2 separate regions of the Mus musculus genome follow, and region 2 is linked to region 1. The links are chromatin loops, found by intact Hi-C in ENCODE. Cell type or tissue: left cerebral cortex. All regions are shown on one strand.

Region 1 (8,000 bases):
TACTTTGTTTGACTTCTTAACAGTTCTGTTATGATCAGGCTGTGACCAGACTCTCCAAAAGCAAGTGTTCTGCTCACTAGAAACTAAAATCTGATGAAAAACTGATCAAATTGTCAGCATGCAGCAGCCTAAAGAAGAGCAAATGTTTGGAAGAGACTAAAGCACAGAGGTCACACCATGACCACTGAAAGATAGGTAGTTAGTAAGGAAGAAGACACCTCAGGAAGCTTTTGTTAAAAAACACACAGGAGGTGAGCCGTTTTCCCAGCACTTGAGAAGCAGCCCAGTTTAATGCCAGTGTGGGTGACATGTTTGGGGATGGTCAAGGACATAGAAACAAAATCTTGTCTCAAGAAGAGCAAAACAAGTAACACCCACCACCACCAAAAAAAAGAAAACTAAGAAAAGGACAACTACAGGGAGTCCTAGCCACAGGTGACAGCCTTCAGGCAGCAGCGCTCATCTCTCATCATCTCAAGGTCAACACTCACTCCATCAGGCTGGTCCGCATAAGTATGTACCACACATAGATACAGATGTTTCAGTTATTTCATTGCTTTTAAGTAGAAAAAATACAAGCTGCTTTTGAAAGCCTAAAAGCTCATTTTAAACAAGCAAACATAAGTATACTGAGCTACCAGCTATTACATAGAATACTTGGGAAAGCCAATGACATCAAGCAAGCAAGGCAATTAAGATGAGATTCAGCACGACGGGCAGGAATGTCATTTTCTCTCTATCATTAGTATTGCTACCAGGCACTGAAAAGGACAAGGAGCTTGCTTACCCATAGTATCCACAAAGATATCGGCATCTCAACAGCTCATTGCCAAGAAGCAATGCAGGTACCAGGCCAGGGCCTTACAGAGTACCAGACAGTAACGAGGGAAGGAAAAACCCTTCATCTGGGGCCACAGACACATTCTCTCACACAGCAGGAGGCTGCCAGGCCCTGTGCTGTCAATCCCTTTCTGGTGTATGGATAAAATCTGCAGATGCAGGCAGTGCAGGCAAGAGGGAGACAGATGCTAAAAATGGAGAAGCATTTTTGCTGTCTGATCCTTAAACACTACCCTCCACTCTCGCTAGCTGTGAACTGCAGCATAGCTGCTGAGGAATCTGCCCACCAGTTTTGTTTCCATAATAAAAGTTTCCACATCTCACAAGTGCTAGAAGCCTCACCCTTTCTGCATTATTCTAATCCTAAAGAAGAAATGATCAATGAAAGAAAATAAAGGATACTGCATTTAGGCAGAAATGGAAGTTCTCAAAATATGTGAAGTTTACGTATAGAAAACGCATGCCTCGTCTCATGTCGTGCTATTAAAGTCCACTTCAGCACAGCATTACCCCTTCTCCCCAAAACGAAGTTTAAAAGCAAAGAGAGAAATCCACTTAAAGACACTCAGGGAAATTAGCATATTTTAAAAATTTTAATAATAGATTTATGAGATAAAATATAAATTCTAGAAAACAAAAGAAACATAATAGACATGGGGAACACTTAGCTTAAAACATTACACAGTGCAGTATTACATTACATGAGAAAAACTTATTAAACTATCTGAGCAGAAATATATATGTCTCTGTGGCTCTTCTTATGTCCAATGCGTATGGGCTAAGTATCTTACTTACATCTTCACTACGGAAGCCCTCAAGTCCTATGTAGTGCATTCCTATTCCTCTGTGATAGCTTTTTAAGGACCAACTTTAATGAGTCAATGTCAACTGAATAAAAAATACACTACTTAAGGCATCTATCAATAATATTTAATTATAAAACTATACTTCTGAAAACATTAGGCTTCCTGGCTGAGGTTTTGATGAGAAATCCAACAAGACTATTTGTTCCTAATAGCCAAGGCATTCTCAACTCAAAGCACAACATAGATTCAATCATGGCTCCTGACTTATGCATAGCATTGCAAATTGGTTCCTGGGCATTAAAGTGCTCTCCCTCTTACCTGTGTATCCAGCATACCAGCCCCAGGAAGCCACCATTCCTAAAAGCCATTTGTACATGAGTCCTTCGATATACCAGAAGCGCTTACTGTCCAGCACTCGGAGTGGCTGCAGTATAATTACATAGCAGATGTAGGATGGAATAGCGACCAGGTTGTTGGCGACCATGAAGGCAAATCTCATCAGGGCTTTCGCTACAATCCAGCCCAGCCACGGAGCTTCTTCCACGGTCACGGCCATTCTTACATTGGCGTCGGTCCTGTCTTTCTGGGGATGAAAGGAAAAAATCATTTCAAAAGGAAAAATGGGTGCAGTCGGCGGCAGCAGCACAGAAATCTCCAGCACAAAAATACAAGAAAACGCGAGGGTCTACGCTCTCCAGATGCAGCGCTCGCTCGCTCGCTCGCTCGCCCGCCTGGCGATCTCGAGGGCAAATTCCAGAGGGGGACAGTGAGGAGGGAGGAGCCGCACAAGGTCAAGAGAGCCGTTCTGCGGGGCACGGGCCACGGCGGAACACAGTTAACCAACGCTAGACCGTCCCGCTAGCCGGTGGCGGCCCCGCACTGCGACCCTCGGTCTCCGCACGCTGCCCCGGACCTGGACCCGGACCAGGACCCGCCGGCCGGAGGTCCCGCCACGCCGGTCCTGAAACGCCCGGCCATGCCTTTACCGGGGCTCCCCCAAGGGCTCGTCCGCAAGAGCGGGGTGCTTGCTTTTCCTCGCCACTGAAGGGGAAAGGAAAGGAGAGGGGCCCAGGAAGGAGGAGGAGGAGAAGGAGGAAGATGAGAGGAAGCCGGCGGGGAGGGGGAGGGGAGCGGGACCAGAAGGTGAAGCCGAGGGGCGAGGGATGCGGAGCCCGTGGAGCCCGCGACGCCCGGCTGAGGAGGCTCGGGCAGCGGTTTCCTCAGGTGAGGAGCCGGACGGCCTCCGGGTCGCCGCGGCGGGCTCTCCTCCGCCGGGTCCCCTCAGCGGGCTCTCCACAGAGGGCTCCCCTCGGCCAGGTATCCTCCTCGGCGGGCTCACCTCAGTGGGCGCGAGCGGCGAGCGGCGACAGGGCCGAGGGCCGGCGGCGGCGGCGGCGGCGGGAGTCCCTGGCCCGGGGGTCGCGGTCATGGACGCGGCTGCGGCGGCCCAGGCGGCCCGAGGCGCGGCGCGAGCGGGCGCGCGGGCGCCCTAGTCCCCTCGCGGCTGCCTGCGGACAGAGGCGCGGTGGGGACTCAGAGGCCGGACCTGTCACCGGGGCGGGTCCCGGGGAGGCGGGCGATGCCCCGCGCCCCCGCCTCCGCCTCCTCCCCGGGCCTACCGCGCCCTCGGCCCTCGGGCCGCCGCCGCCTCCTCCACAGGCCACGCGACCAACGGCACCCTTCCCCGCCCCCAGCGCCTCCCGGGCCCGGCCCGCCGCGCCCCAGGTTTACCTTGGGCAGGCCGGGACCCAGCCCGGGCTGCGGGAGCCGGAAGAATGCATGGCCGGCGGAAGGAGGCGGCGGCGGCGGCAGCGGCGGCGCGGCCCTCCCGGCTCCAGGTCCCGGGCGGCGTGGAGACTCGCTCGCTCCCCAGGGCCCGGTGGCTGCGTGCGCCCCGGCCGGCGGGGCGGGTTGGCGGGAGGAAGCGGCGGCGCCCCTGAGCGCCCTCTAACGAAGGCGCGGCGCGGCCCGCCCCACGGACCCCCTAGTGCGCGGTCGAGGGCGCCCCGGGCCGCCCGGCCTAGGCCCCGGACGTCGCCGAGCTCCGAGTCGGGCGGGGCAGAACGCTGCTCGGAAAGGTCTAGGAAGAAGGCCAGCTCTGCCAGCGCGCGCGGACCTTTCGGGCCCTCCTGGACCCCTTTCAGCCAAAAGGGCCGCTGCGCTGCATTGTTGCGGCTCCTTTGGCCGCCCCAGGCTGGCACGCTTTCTCCTTTTCATTCCTAAAGAAACTCGCTTGGGCTCAGAGCTTTTCTTCTGAACCTCCCCAAGGCATTACGGTCTAGTGTTTTAAATCAATTGTTTTAAGTGCCAGAGTTCTTGTTTCTGGAAAGCACCTGAAACCTGAATGACAACATTTTCAATCCCGCTACACACACACACACACACACACACACACACACACACACACACACACACGGTGGGGGCAGATCAGTGAGAATCCAGTGGTCTGCACAGAAATAGAACTGAATTAATGAAGAAAAAACAATTAGCCACATGCTTGATACTGAATACAATGGCCTTAAGAACTCCTAGCCAGCCCTGATCACTACTAGGACATTAGCTGAATTTGGGTTCAAAGGCTGAACACCATAAGGAATACAGACAGCATACCTAAGACAAAACCAAACCACCAAAACCAAGGGTCCTTTCAGACCCAGTATCTCTTGTTGGGTGTGGTAGCTGATGCTCCTAATCTCAGCACTTGAGAAGCTGAGGCAGGAGGATTGATGTGAGCTTCAGGCTAGCTTAGGATAAAGAATGAGTTAGAGATCCTGTCTATGAATAGGTAAAGCTTTGTGACTAGAGCAGCAGTTTGTTTTCTCCTTCTTTTAAAACCAGGCCTTACTTTCTATGTAGTCCAGGCTGATCTGTAATTTATAACATAGCTCAGGCTGGCCTTCAACATGTAGAAAACATCCTGCCTCATTCTCCCCAAAGTTGGGGTCATAGGTTTGAGCCACAATGCCCAGCTAGGATGGCAGTTTTCACGTGTCTCTAGGGAACTGCCATATTTGAAGGAGTATCACTTATTGTGAAAATGTCAAAGCCCAGTGTGGTGGTTCTCATAGATAATCCCAGCACCAGAGAGGCTAAGGCAGGAGTGCCAGGAGTCCTGGGCCAGCCTAGGCTACTAGACCTTGTCAAAAAAAAAAAAAAAAAATCAAACCAAAAAAATGTTCATGCTTTGATAAAACTGTCCCTCTCTTTCCTCCAACTTTGATCCAGGAATGACAGGCAAGTTGCCTTTTGCCATGTGAAAATATTTTTTTAATTCCTATTCTACACAGAACCTGTATGATATTGATATAGATATATAAATAATTTCCATGTATGTTAGCCTTTATAGCTATTATTATCCTTTACCTGTTCACAAACATATTTTACTGTACAGGGCATGCTAGGGATGTAGCTCATGTGTATTTTCAAGGCCCATCCCAACCTGTGACAAAGCACACCTAAAAAGAATTAAAGGCAATTGGCCTTGTCAAGGAACTGTCCATAGAGGCTCAACTGATGAGTAGCAAAAGAAAAGTCAGATACACCCATTCATTGGCCATTCTTCCTTTCATTTTAGGCACCAAGAACTTCAAATAAACCTAAGGAGAGAAGTGTAATAAGATGACCATTCAAGTTGTGTCATTATATTCTTAAGGAAGATAGTCAAAAGACATATTTCCAGAATCAAACATCAATTTCTTCAAGGATTCCACCTGTTCTCATCTCACTCAGCTTCTCCACATGCTGTGGTACCCACTGACACTGATAACAAGCATCGAGACTTATATCTGCTTACTAGATGGTAGAACATCTGCCTGAACACTAGATACACTAACTTAAGAGAATTAGCACTTGCTAGCCAAGCAGTGGAGCTCAAGATTTCGGTTTCAAAAGCATCATTTGTGACATTTTACCACAGTAAGAACCCAGATACATAAAAGAATAGTATAACAGGAGATCTTGGGGGCCTGCATTTTTTTCAGAGTATTAAAGGAATGCTAGGCATGGTGGAGCACACCTTTGATCTTAGTACTCCGAGGCAGAGACAGGTGGCTCTGAGTGAGTCTGAGGCAAATTTGGACTATGTAGTGAGCTTCAAGGCAGCTGAGGCTATGTAGAGAGAGACCCTGTCTCAGAAATCTAACCAGTCAACCAAAGAAACAAAAATTGTTAATAGGAGATTCTGAGGTTGATAGTTTATAGACTTTAAGTAACCTGAATCTTGGAGGTACAACCTTTTAATTGCAAGTTATTATTGGATCACATCTGTTCTGTCTGCATTAGTCCACAACAAAATGCTAGTCACTAGTTTTCATCAAGTTCCGGAAGCTAAAGCCAAAGATCAAGGTGTGGACAGGTTTGGTTTCTCTGGCCTGTCTCCTTGGTTTGCCCTGTACTCACATGGCATCTCTCTATAAGCGTTTGTCTCTAGATCTGTCCAAATCCCTTCTGGTGTTTCACTGAGAGACAGGTCTTCATAGGAAACCAGCAGGCCAGCCCTCACCTCATTATTTGGCTCAGACAGTACTCTACAGAAGTGTCTTCCTTCCAAATGCTGAGATTAGAGGCATGTGCCACCACACCCAGTCAAACCTCTTAAAAGATAACCAGTCTGATTGGATTGAGGCCCACACTAATGGCTGCGTTTCAAAATAGTTGTCTCTTTTAAGGCCCCAGGTCTATTTGCATTCTGAGGAAGCAGAAACTGAGTTCCAGTGTATGAATTTTTGGGGTGCTGTTCAGCCATAGCATTCTCTTCTCTACACTGCAGCAGACATTGTCATTTTAGTTGCTCTTCAGGCAAAGTACCAAGAAGCCCAGTTCCCTAGATCATCTCATTATCTTAACTAGCTTCTACCCGGGAGGATTTGTTTGGTGGCTGTTGTTTGGTGGGGGAGAACCTGGGGCTGAATGCCTGCTAAATAGGCTCTAGCTGTACCCTAGCCTACCCTTACAGGAAGCTGCCTGTGCAGCTTTTCTTGAAGTTCAGCAAATTGTGCAGCACACCATGCTACAGGTACAAATATGCCAACGGCATATGGAAGGGGTTTTTCTTAGCTTTCTGACCACAGAATTATGTTCAGTTTAAGATAATTAAACCTCTATAAATCATGAAAAATGGTGTTTGGTCTAACTTGTTCAGGAAACCGTTTCAGATGGTGTTTACAGCCATTTCTTATATTTCTTTTTTTTTTCCTTTTTTCTTCCTTTTTCTCATTTCTTATATTTCAACATTCATTTTAGTTTATCATGTTGCATTCATTTTTTTCTCCTTGCATATAATAACTTTTTTGCCTTGCCACTTTTTAACACTAACTTGCTGAGGTTTTCCTATGGTTTATTTGCATTCTACCACATGCAAATAGAGATATAAATTCCTTGAATGATCCTAACAGGAAGATCAGAATGGCTGTAGAAAAGTCAGTGACAACTGGCTTCCAGTTTCCTGTTCCACCACCTTAGAGCTATTTTTAACAAAACACGAACCTTAATTCCAGAGTTGCAGAGCTTTTGTGTACAACCCTAATAGGGAACAAAAAGGAAACAGATCCTACCTTACGGCAACAGGTCTGTCTCAAAACCTTAAATTTGAACCACAAAACATGGTGGGAAAATACAGCAACTTCCATTTCTTAGAGTCTCCACACATTTGAAAACAATCTAACCTAACTCCTCAGAAGAATAGATTCCACCCACATGATCCACATACGCACAGCGAATTAGGTTATAACTAGAGGGGGGTCCCTTGGGTAGAAGATTTCCCCCAGGGCCCACTCTTTTTCCTAGTGGCAATTATAAAAACATTTTACCTGCCTGTGCTGGTTTCTACAATGAGGCTCCAATGGACTATTTCCTCTCTAGGGGGAACCTACCAGCAGTTCTGTGCCCATGCAGTGACTTGGCACAGGCCCGAGATTGCTAAGAAACAGTGGCAACCTAGAAGTCAGCAGCCCCAGAGAGTCTGGCATTCCAGTTGCTGTCGCACCAACCTCCGGCTGGAAAGATACCAATAGTCATTGTATATAAAGCCTGTGGGGCTATCATCTTAAAGTCCTCTAGACAAGGTGGGTCAGACTTGACCCTCAAGTCTTGACCAAAACATTTGAGTAACTAATCTTTAACAGGGTTGTTTTCAGTCTTCTTATGACCTAAACAACTCTGTCTTCCTGGGCTCCTTTCCTGTCCATCTGGTTTCCTTTTTTTTCTGCCCCAGCTAAAACTATTCCTAGGGCCCTGGAGAATCTGTAAGACAAAGACCCCACCAATAGCAGCACCCTAAACTAGAATCGTCTGCCCAGTGTTGCATTTTCCTAGACACACCTGTCTGTCCTGCCTATTCAGGTAGGCACATAACAC
Region 2 (8,000 bases), 330 kb after region 1:
CTACCTGTTAGGATAGTGAATTGCTACTCAGAGGTTTAAGCTTTTATACTTAATTAAGAGTTATTTTATCCTTTGTTTTTCATTAGTTTATCCTGTTAATTTTAGTTTGAAGTCTCGATACTAGCATTTTTCTTATGTATCTAATTTGCTAACGTGGTTTTCTTCTTCTTAGTGTTGTACTTCTTAGTTCCTCTGCTAGTAATTGAATTTTAAACATCTGGTTAGTCTTGAGATGCCTCTGTAGTAGATTTTGCCTTTAAGACGGACAGAAATCCACAGAATCAGTAATCAGACTCAAAGTTACCTGATGTTTGGTTGAAGATGTAGCAGGAACTGCCAATGTTTTCACATACAGAATTTGGTCAGTAGTAGAAAGAAATTGAAATTTGCGTGTATAGTGTTCCCCATAAGGTATTATTCATGATAAACTGATGCAGATTCGATTGAGGAAGTAAAACTTTTTACTTGAAAATAAAATCCTCAGGAAAAACTGCTTTAAATCCAGTTGTCAAAATGCTTGAAAAGTGATTTTTTTTTTTAATGGAGTTGTCTTACTTGGTGCTTTGGCAGTGCCCTTGATACCACCGTGTTGAGAGTTTTTTCTGTCAGTAGTATTTTCCCCCAGTTGTGGGTTTTAGCAAAAACAACAGCAGAAAACCCTTTCGTATGAAAGAGAAATTTTCTTAACTGCTCTGAAATACAATCTCACTGGTTGTGGAGTGATTCAGATATCCATGGGCATCCAAGATCTTTCAAGTATTTTATATCAACCAACCTGCTTGCTTACACTTTGTCCACATGCATCTGAACTGGAAAGGTGCCAAGGAGTTTTGTTAGAAACAGACTCTGAGTAAGATTAACAAAACAATCCAACCTTTTCAGTTTATTTTTGCAAAACCTTGTAGGTGAGTGGGTTGCATGATTTTTAAGGCTGAAAATGTTAAAAATAAATAGTGTAAGTTCCTCTGAGGGCTAGATGCTAGAAAATAAAACCAGGATCAGTATATGTGAATCACCTTTTCTGGTCTTGAAACTTGTGTTCTTGTAGGTTGTAATTTTTTTACCTAAAACTTGTTATTTCATAATGAACAATTCAGGAACTTGTTATTTAAGATAGGTCATCTTTCAGTGTTTAGCCTATTTTGGTTTAAATTTCTGAAAGGATTGGCTTGGTAAAATAGCTCCTTTACGTGTATAGACAGCTTAGTATTTCAAATAATTATCTTTGAAAACAAAACAAGACAATATTGCCTATGACAATTGGAACAACCAAAAACTGTGTGTCATTAATTCTTGTTATGTGCCTTTTCAATCTACTATAGTAATGCTATTATGCTGTTATCTAACAGTCTGGGGCTCAGTGTATTTTCACAAATATCTTTTTTTTTTTTTTTTTTTTTTTTTTGAGGTTTGAACAGGTTAGTTTCGGACCTGTGATTATCTAGATGGTGTTTCTTCTGACTTTGGGACTTTGGTCAAATGCCAGTAGTTTTGCTGTAACTCATTTTACATAAACTTCAAGTAGTATGGTTGAGAAAGTCTGGCCAGGAGAGGTCGTTACAGTAGAAAGTAAGTTTTTGATCTTTCTGAGTTATTTTCCTTATCAGTAAAGTGGGAATAATACTATCTCCCAGGATTGGAGAGAGTAAATGAAATAATTTAAGTGCCTGGAAATAAGCAAAGCAAGCTAGCTTCCATTCTCTTGTGTTTGAAATACAGGTTAAAATATTTTAAATGAGTAATTGTTAGTAGTGCTTAAATAAAAGCTTTCCTGGAATATTACTTTTAATTATGTGTGCGGGCGTATGAGTAGTGTCTGTAGAGCCCAGGGGTAATGGATGCCCTGGAGTTGGTCTTACAGGTGGTTGTGAATAGCTCTAACTTAGGTTCTAGGAACTGAGCTGCGGTCCTCTGGGAGCAGTACATACTTTTAACCTAGGGGTCTATCTATCCAGCCTGTAGTAATAATTTCTTACCAAGAAAAGGAATCAAATTAGTCACTATGACTATACAGACACACATTTCTCTTAGTAAACAGCAAGGAGCAGAAACTGATTTTGAGATTGAACTCTTCTTGAGATAAAGAGTGGCTGGAAAGATGGCTCACTGGTTAAGAGCACTGGCTTTTCCAGAGGACCTAGGTTCTGAGCCCAGCACCCATCTGTAACAACAGTACCAGGGGATCCAAAGCCCTCCTCTGACCTGTGAGGACACCAGGCACACAAGGGGTTTACAGACATACACCCGCACACAAACAAACAAACAAACAAATTAAAAAAAAAAAAGATGAGGTAAAAAACTTTCAGAGAATCATTCAGTTTCATTGTTGATCTCTGAAAAACTAAGGCCAGAACATTAATGCTGACTGAAGTTAGCTTGCAGTTGCCTGCTTAGAATTAGGGGGAAGTCTATGCACATGTTTTGTTGAGGTAGTGATCTTCTGAGTGAATTGTGACAGAATTAGGGTTTTTTTTAAGTTGATTTGGGGAGGGGCACCACTACTACTACTCTTTTAACGTTTAAGGTTCATGGATATTCAGTTATTTATCCAAACACAACATTTTTGTAAATAGGAAAAATACTAAGGTAAAGTTGAAATTCATCTGCACAAGTTAAGAGAAATGCTTTAACTGGCTATAACATTTCAGTTGTTTAGGGACTGTTTTCTAACTTGTCATAACCCTTCAACAAGAAATAATTTTTAAAAAAACTTTTAAAGAATATACTTAGAGAAATTGCTCAATATTGTGTCTAGTGCTAGTCTTCATATGAGGAAAATCTTTCTCCTTTAAGGCTAACGTCTTCAGAATTCCTATTTACGATCATATCCCCACCTCATTTTTTTTTTTTTTGGTCATCTTTATTAATTTCTGTGTTATTTTTGGAATCATCTAATTGAGTAAAGTGATAAATTAGGAAAATACATCTAACAAGTTGGTGAGACCATTGGAGTAGAGCGCTGTCCTGTAAATAGCAGATTTGAATTGTCTCCCTGCTTCAGTGATGACTCACAGTCGCTTGGGGCTAGCTGTTTAACCCCTGTGAACTTACTGTTTTCCACCTGTAGGAATAATGTTCTCCTTGATAAAGGCCTGTGATGATTGTATTTAGGTTATTATTGCCCCTTTGAGTTTTAGAGTCAAAGGTTTAGCTACAAAATAATATATTTGGGAAATAATAGGTTTTTGTGCTTTGCTTTGTTTTTTAATTTGGCTTTTAACATTGTAGCATATGCAGTAGAGTCTGGGTGTTAAGGACTGTGCTACACAGTATAGTCCTCCTTAGGCACTTGGAAAGCTTAAAAAATATCCTCTCCTGGCCTATATCCCTCAGAGTCTGCTAATTGGTCTAAGGTGGAATCTAGGCTTGTTTGTTTTTTAAAACTGCCAGGGTGATCCTCATGTGCAGTTAGGAGTGGGGGCCAAGCAGCACAAATTTAGTGTCTGCTGGATTAATTCATTCATTGAAGCTTTGTCTTTCTCTTTGGTACTCATGGTTCCTTACTCTCCGCCCATTAACTTTTCCTGCCCTCACTTCACCCTCTGGTATTTACAATTTACTCTTTTAACTCTGCTGCCCTCTATGGCTGGCTAGTCGGCACTGTTCTGAGTTTTCATATGATAAGATTCTGTTAGGTCTTGTTTGATATCTAAAGAAAGCCCAGCTGTTGTCATCCAGTGCCAGGAGATCAGGTGTTTGCTCGCTTGCTTTTGTTTTGTTGTTTGGAGTTGAGATTGAGTAGGCAACAAACATTTGGGAACACAGTAGATGTTGGCTTAGCTTTAATTTCATTTTTCGGGATCACTGGTGATGACGCCAATTGCTTTGGAGTACCAAACTGTTGTCTTCTATCTGAGGTCTTCTCTTTCTTGAAGATCTTAGCCTAATATTTCTACTGGGTATATTAAAATATAATGGTGGTGTACACTGTTTCTCCTGCCACCAGAGTCAAGCAGATCTCTGAGTATGAGACCATCCTGGTTTACATAGCAAATTCCAGGCCAAGCAAGACTGCATAGTGGACCTATCTTTAAAAAACAAAACAAACAAAACTAATGGGAAAGTGAGCTGTTGAATTTAACTGTTTTGCGTCATGTCTTATATTTATTTTTTTATCAAGTGTTTTCTTCCAGCGATTTTTTTCATGTTGATGTTCAACTTAATCTTGACCATGGCTCTTTGTGGAAGGTAGCAGTGAGGCTCCAGAGCCGCTTTTAGTTCATTTTCCTAGTTTGTCTTTGGCCTTTCTACTAACCACTCTGGATAATACTACCATTTGTTGATTTGTTGTGGGTGAATGTTCAGTTGATATTTAGTAGTTTGCTCCCTGGAATGAGATGGTAAATTTTATTTTGCAAAAGTAGATTTTTTTTTTTCAAAACACATAGTACCAAGTACAGTATAATAAATGTCATGTAGACACAGTCGCTATTTTGATAAAATTCTCCTTGGTTGTCTTTTAGTCACCTACCTTCCTGCATTGATAGTGCTTTTGCCAGAATGTTCAATATTGACTATGAGACCCGTTCTTTTTTGTTTGCTTTGTGTTTTAATATATTTATGCCTAAAACAGTTAAGCTAAGTAAATGAATTCTGATTTCCTAGTACTTTGATAATCGTAAAGAATGAGTAAGGCTCTGGCTTGGTCTAAGGTATGTGTGCTGCTGAAGTGAGCACAGCAAATGCCAGATTAAAGCAAAGGAAACTGCCCTTGCGTCTGACATAGCGTGACCCAGCACTGATGTTCTAGGAAAGCAGTTGTGTACAGTTGTGTGGAATAAAATCAGATAAGCTGAAATAGTTTGTATCTATGATTTATATTTTTTCTCTTTATTTTTTTGTGGTAAGATCTCATGGTGTATTCTGGACTGACCTCAGACTCACTACTGTGTAGCCCAGATGGGCCTTGAACTCATGATTCTCTTTCCTCCCGTGTGATGGGATTACAGGCCTGCAGGACCTTGCCTGGCTAGTTTATATTAATCTCTACATTTGAGGTGCAGTCTTAATTTATGAGGATGTACTTGAAGGAAATAAAAGAAACAGATCTAAAATCTATAATTACTTTTAGTACATTATTGTGTGACAAGAAAACCTAATTGCTGGAAGTTTGACATGACAGGCTGGGTTTATGTAAAATAGACTCTGCTTGTCGGAGCAGGATAATTGAATAATAAGCAGTTTCGAGACTTTTTATGTGTATCTTAACTTTTAACTCTTTGCTGAAGGACTTTGTTTCCGTGAGCTTTTTGAGTGAGTAATGAAAAGTTTTAGAAATGTTATTTTGATTCACTTTCCTGTAAAGAAACTTACTAGGTTTTATTTGGTCATGTCAGTCAGTGTAGTTTGCTGACTATGGTAGGTTTACATGATCTAAGAGAACCTATTTCTTTCTTTCTTTTTTCCTTTTTTTAAAAGATTTATTTATTTATTTATTTATTTATTTATTATATGTAAGTACACTGTAGCTGTCTTCAGACACTCCAGAAGAGGGCATCAGATTTTGTTACGGATGGTTGTGAGCCACCATGTGGTTGCTGGGATTTGAACTCAGGACCTTTGGAAGAGCAGTCGGCACTCTTAACCACTGAGCCATCTCACCAGCTCCCGAGAACCTATTTCTTTTTTTTTTTTTTTGTATATACAAAACACGAAGATATTGCTTCACTTGCAGACAGGTTCCTGACCAGACACGGAGACGAGACAGAGAAGTGGGGATGGACAGAGGAGAGCGCTGCGTGCAGAGGAGGAGGGAGAGGGGGCAAGGGTGTCTTCTCCCAGCATAAATCTACAGGCAGGAGCAGGAGTGCGCAGGCCTGGGAATGCTGGAGGCCGTGCTGGCACTGGCTATGGTGGTGTAGGCAGGAGGCAGAGCCCAGAATGTCCACCTGCTCAGCCTCTGATGCCTGGCTCTTCAGGTATCAGCTCAGAGAGAGTTTGGGATGAGGATACAGGGCCAGCTGGTCAACTGGCCAGAGAGGAAAGGCGGTTTCGATCTCTGGAGTCTGGAAAACAGGAGAAGCAGGCTCCTTCCACTCATCTTCCTCACCTCTGGCTGGCCCTGTCCATCCTACCAACCTCCCTATCCTGTCAAGATGCCCACAATATCCAAGAGCAGGTACATAAACAAGGGGCTTTTAGCTTCTCTTGAGCAGGCAGGACAGGAGAGGCCACTGGACTCCTGCTCTTCCTGGGCCATTGGGCTGGCAGGCGGAGCTCACTTGGAGGGTGGGAGCAGCCTGTCCTAGAGGGACAAGGGAGGGGCCGGGAGGACACTGGTGAAGGGCTGGCCAAGGATCGAGGACGTGCACGCACGCTGGGTCAAAGTGCAGGGCAAGCCGGGCAGTGGTGGCGCACGCCTTTAATCCCAGCACTTGGGAGGCAGAGGCAGGCAGATTTCTGAGTTCGAGGCCAGCCTGGTTGACAGAGTGAGTCCCAGGACTGCCAGGGCTACACAGAGAAACCCTGTCTTGAAAAACCTGTCTTTTGGAGATGCTGTGTGTAGGCTATAAGAACTTTCTCATACTGTGGCTACATTAGCATAGCACTGTCTTTTCCACTGGTCCCCCCCCAATTTGAAAGCAGGAGATAAAGTGGTCTGCGATAACTGGGACTTGCACATGGACTTAATTAGGAGAATTCATCAAACACTTAACTGATTTTAGTCTCCTAGAGTTTCTGGAGGAGATGAAACTGGACAATGACGTAGCATTGTTGCGCGCACTCAACTGGCCAGGAAGAACGACGCTGCAACAGGATCCTTCTGCACACGTTTATTCAGTCCTGTTTCTTCTTGTTTATATCTCCCTTGTTTATATCTCCCTTGTTTATATCTCCCCTGTTTATATCTCCCTGTTTATATCTCCCTGTTTATATCTCCCTTGTTTATATCTCCCTTGTTTTTATATCTCCCTTGTTTTTATATCTCCCTTGTTTATATATCTCCCTTGTTTTTATATCTCCCTCGAGCCCTGGGCCTCTCACTCTTTTATACTCTCAGTTCCCATCCACGCACAGCAGGCCACGCCACCTCACCAGGCACGCAGCTTCAGCTAATCAGGGCAGCAGGGGCAAATCTCCATCAAATTGGATTCACCTGTATCCTGGTACACCTGCGCAGCACTCAAGATGTTTGTGTCTTATATGAGGAAGTCAGGTGCAAGTCATATGACTTAGCTGCAGTCCCTGGCGCCTTTGGGACTGCCGCCACACCCGCTCCCCACAATTCCCCCTTTTTTCTTTTTTGGCAGAGAGAATGTCTGTAGATAGCCCCCCGCAACCATGCCCCTTACCCGTCCTTGGGTGACAAACAGCATTGGTTTGATCCCTGTCTTAGGTTGGTGACATGCCCAGGGAGTCTTATCACTGACTACCTCTCTATCATGCCAAGCCACACCTGGGGAGATTGTGTTTTGCTTGTGGCAGGTGCATCAAAAGGCCAGGATGTTAATTAACTTATGGCCAGATCTTAATTGCTGCAAGCAAGCCTCATGGGTGAAGGTAGAGGTCTGATCCCCCGTGTGCAAGCATAGGGGCCCTACACAAAACCATCCCTTAGGCTCATCACCCAGAGAGGTCTTGGCCAGCTCCCGTGTCGTTTTTCCTGGGGGAAGGGAACTAGGACACTGAACCTTCATGCAATCAGACATGCCTTCCACAGGATGCCAACAGCAAGCTATCCTCTGTGCAGTGCTTAGCCTCGCACCCCACGGCATAACGCAGCATAATTTCTTTTAGAGCGGCAAACCGAATCTGAGGAGATTGTCCCGCCTCCACTGCAGCAAAAGCCTACGCTACCATGGCGAAAGTGCGGGCCGCACACTCTGCACCTAACACATGTGCCAAACACAAAACACACACACACTATAACAAGCATACATCCCAGGGCTCTCATCCCCGCTCATCTTCCCTGAAGCAAGGGATAGATAGCCAGAGGGGCTATCTCTTTAAGGGGAATTCAGGGATCAAAAAGCGTGGAAAATTTTGAATGTCATGTCGAG

What was found. A loop is a pair of places that touch in the nucleus more often than their neighbours do. Peaks named below come from ENCODE experiments on the same cell type or tissue, not always from the same donor. Only the 100,000 strongest peaks of a DNase experiment are listed, where the experiment ranks them.
Region 2: it touches region 1 in a loop (2.3-fold over the local background); 3 of 42 quality-filtered maps call a loop at or near these places.

What each region holds. Positions count from the first base shown.
Region 1 is chr1:191,713,583-191,721,582 of GRCm38, reverse strand. Lpgat1 (lysophosphatidylglycerol acyltransferase 1) reads right to left here and starts at 3,559. Exons shown (of 8, transcript NM_172266.3): 1 at 3,378-3,559; 2 at 1,965-2,229. The coding sequence starts at 2,202. In left cerebral cortex, CTCF peaks have their summits at 1,052 and 3,602; DNase peaks (open chromatin) are centred at 2,166, 2,707, 3,347, 3,648 and 2 more places; H3K4me3 peaks cover 4,010 bases; H3K27ac peaks cover 4,344 bases.
Region 2 is chr1:191,387,096-191,395,095 of GRCm38, reverse strand. The region is part of intron 1 of Ppp2r5a (protein phosphatase 2, regulatory subunit B', alpha); the gene reads left to right. It also overlaps the pseudogene Rab11b-ps1. Among named protein-coding and RNA genes, the nearest start is that of Ppp2r5a, 5.9 kb to the left of the region's middle. In left cerebral cortex, a CTCF peak has its summit at 3,593; DNase peaks (open chromatin) are centred at 802 and 3,582; H3K4me3 peaks cover 1,066 bases; H3K27ac peaks cover 243 bases.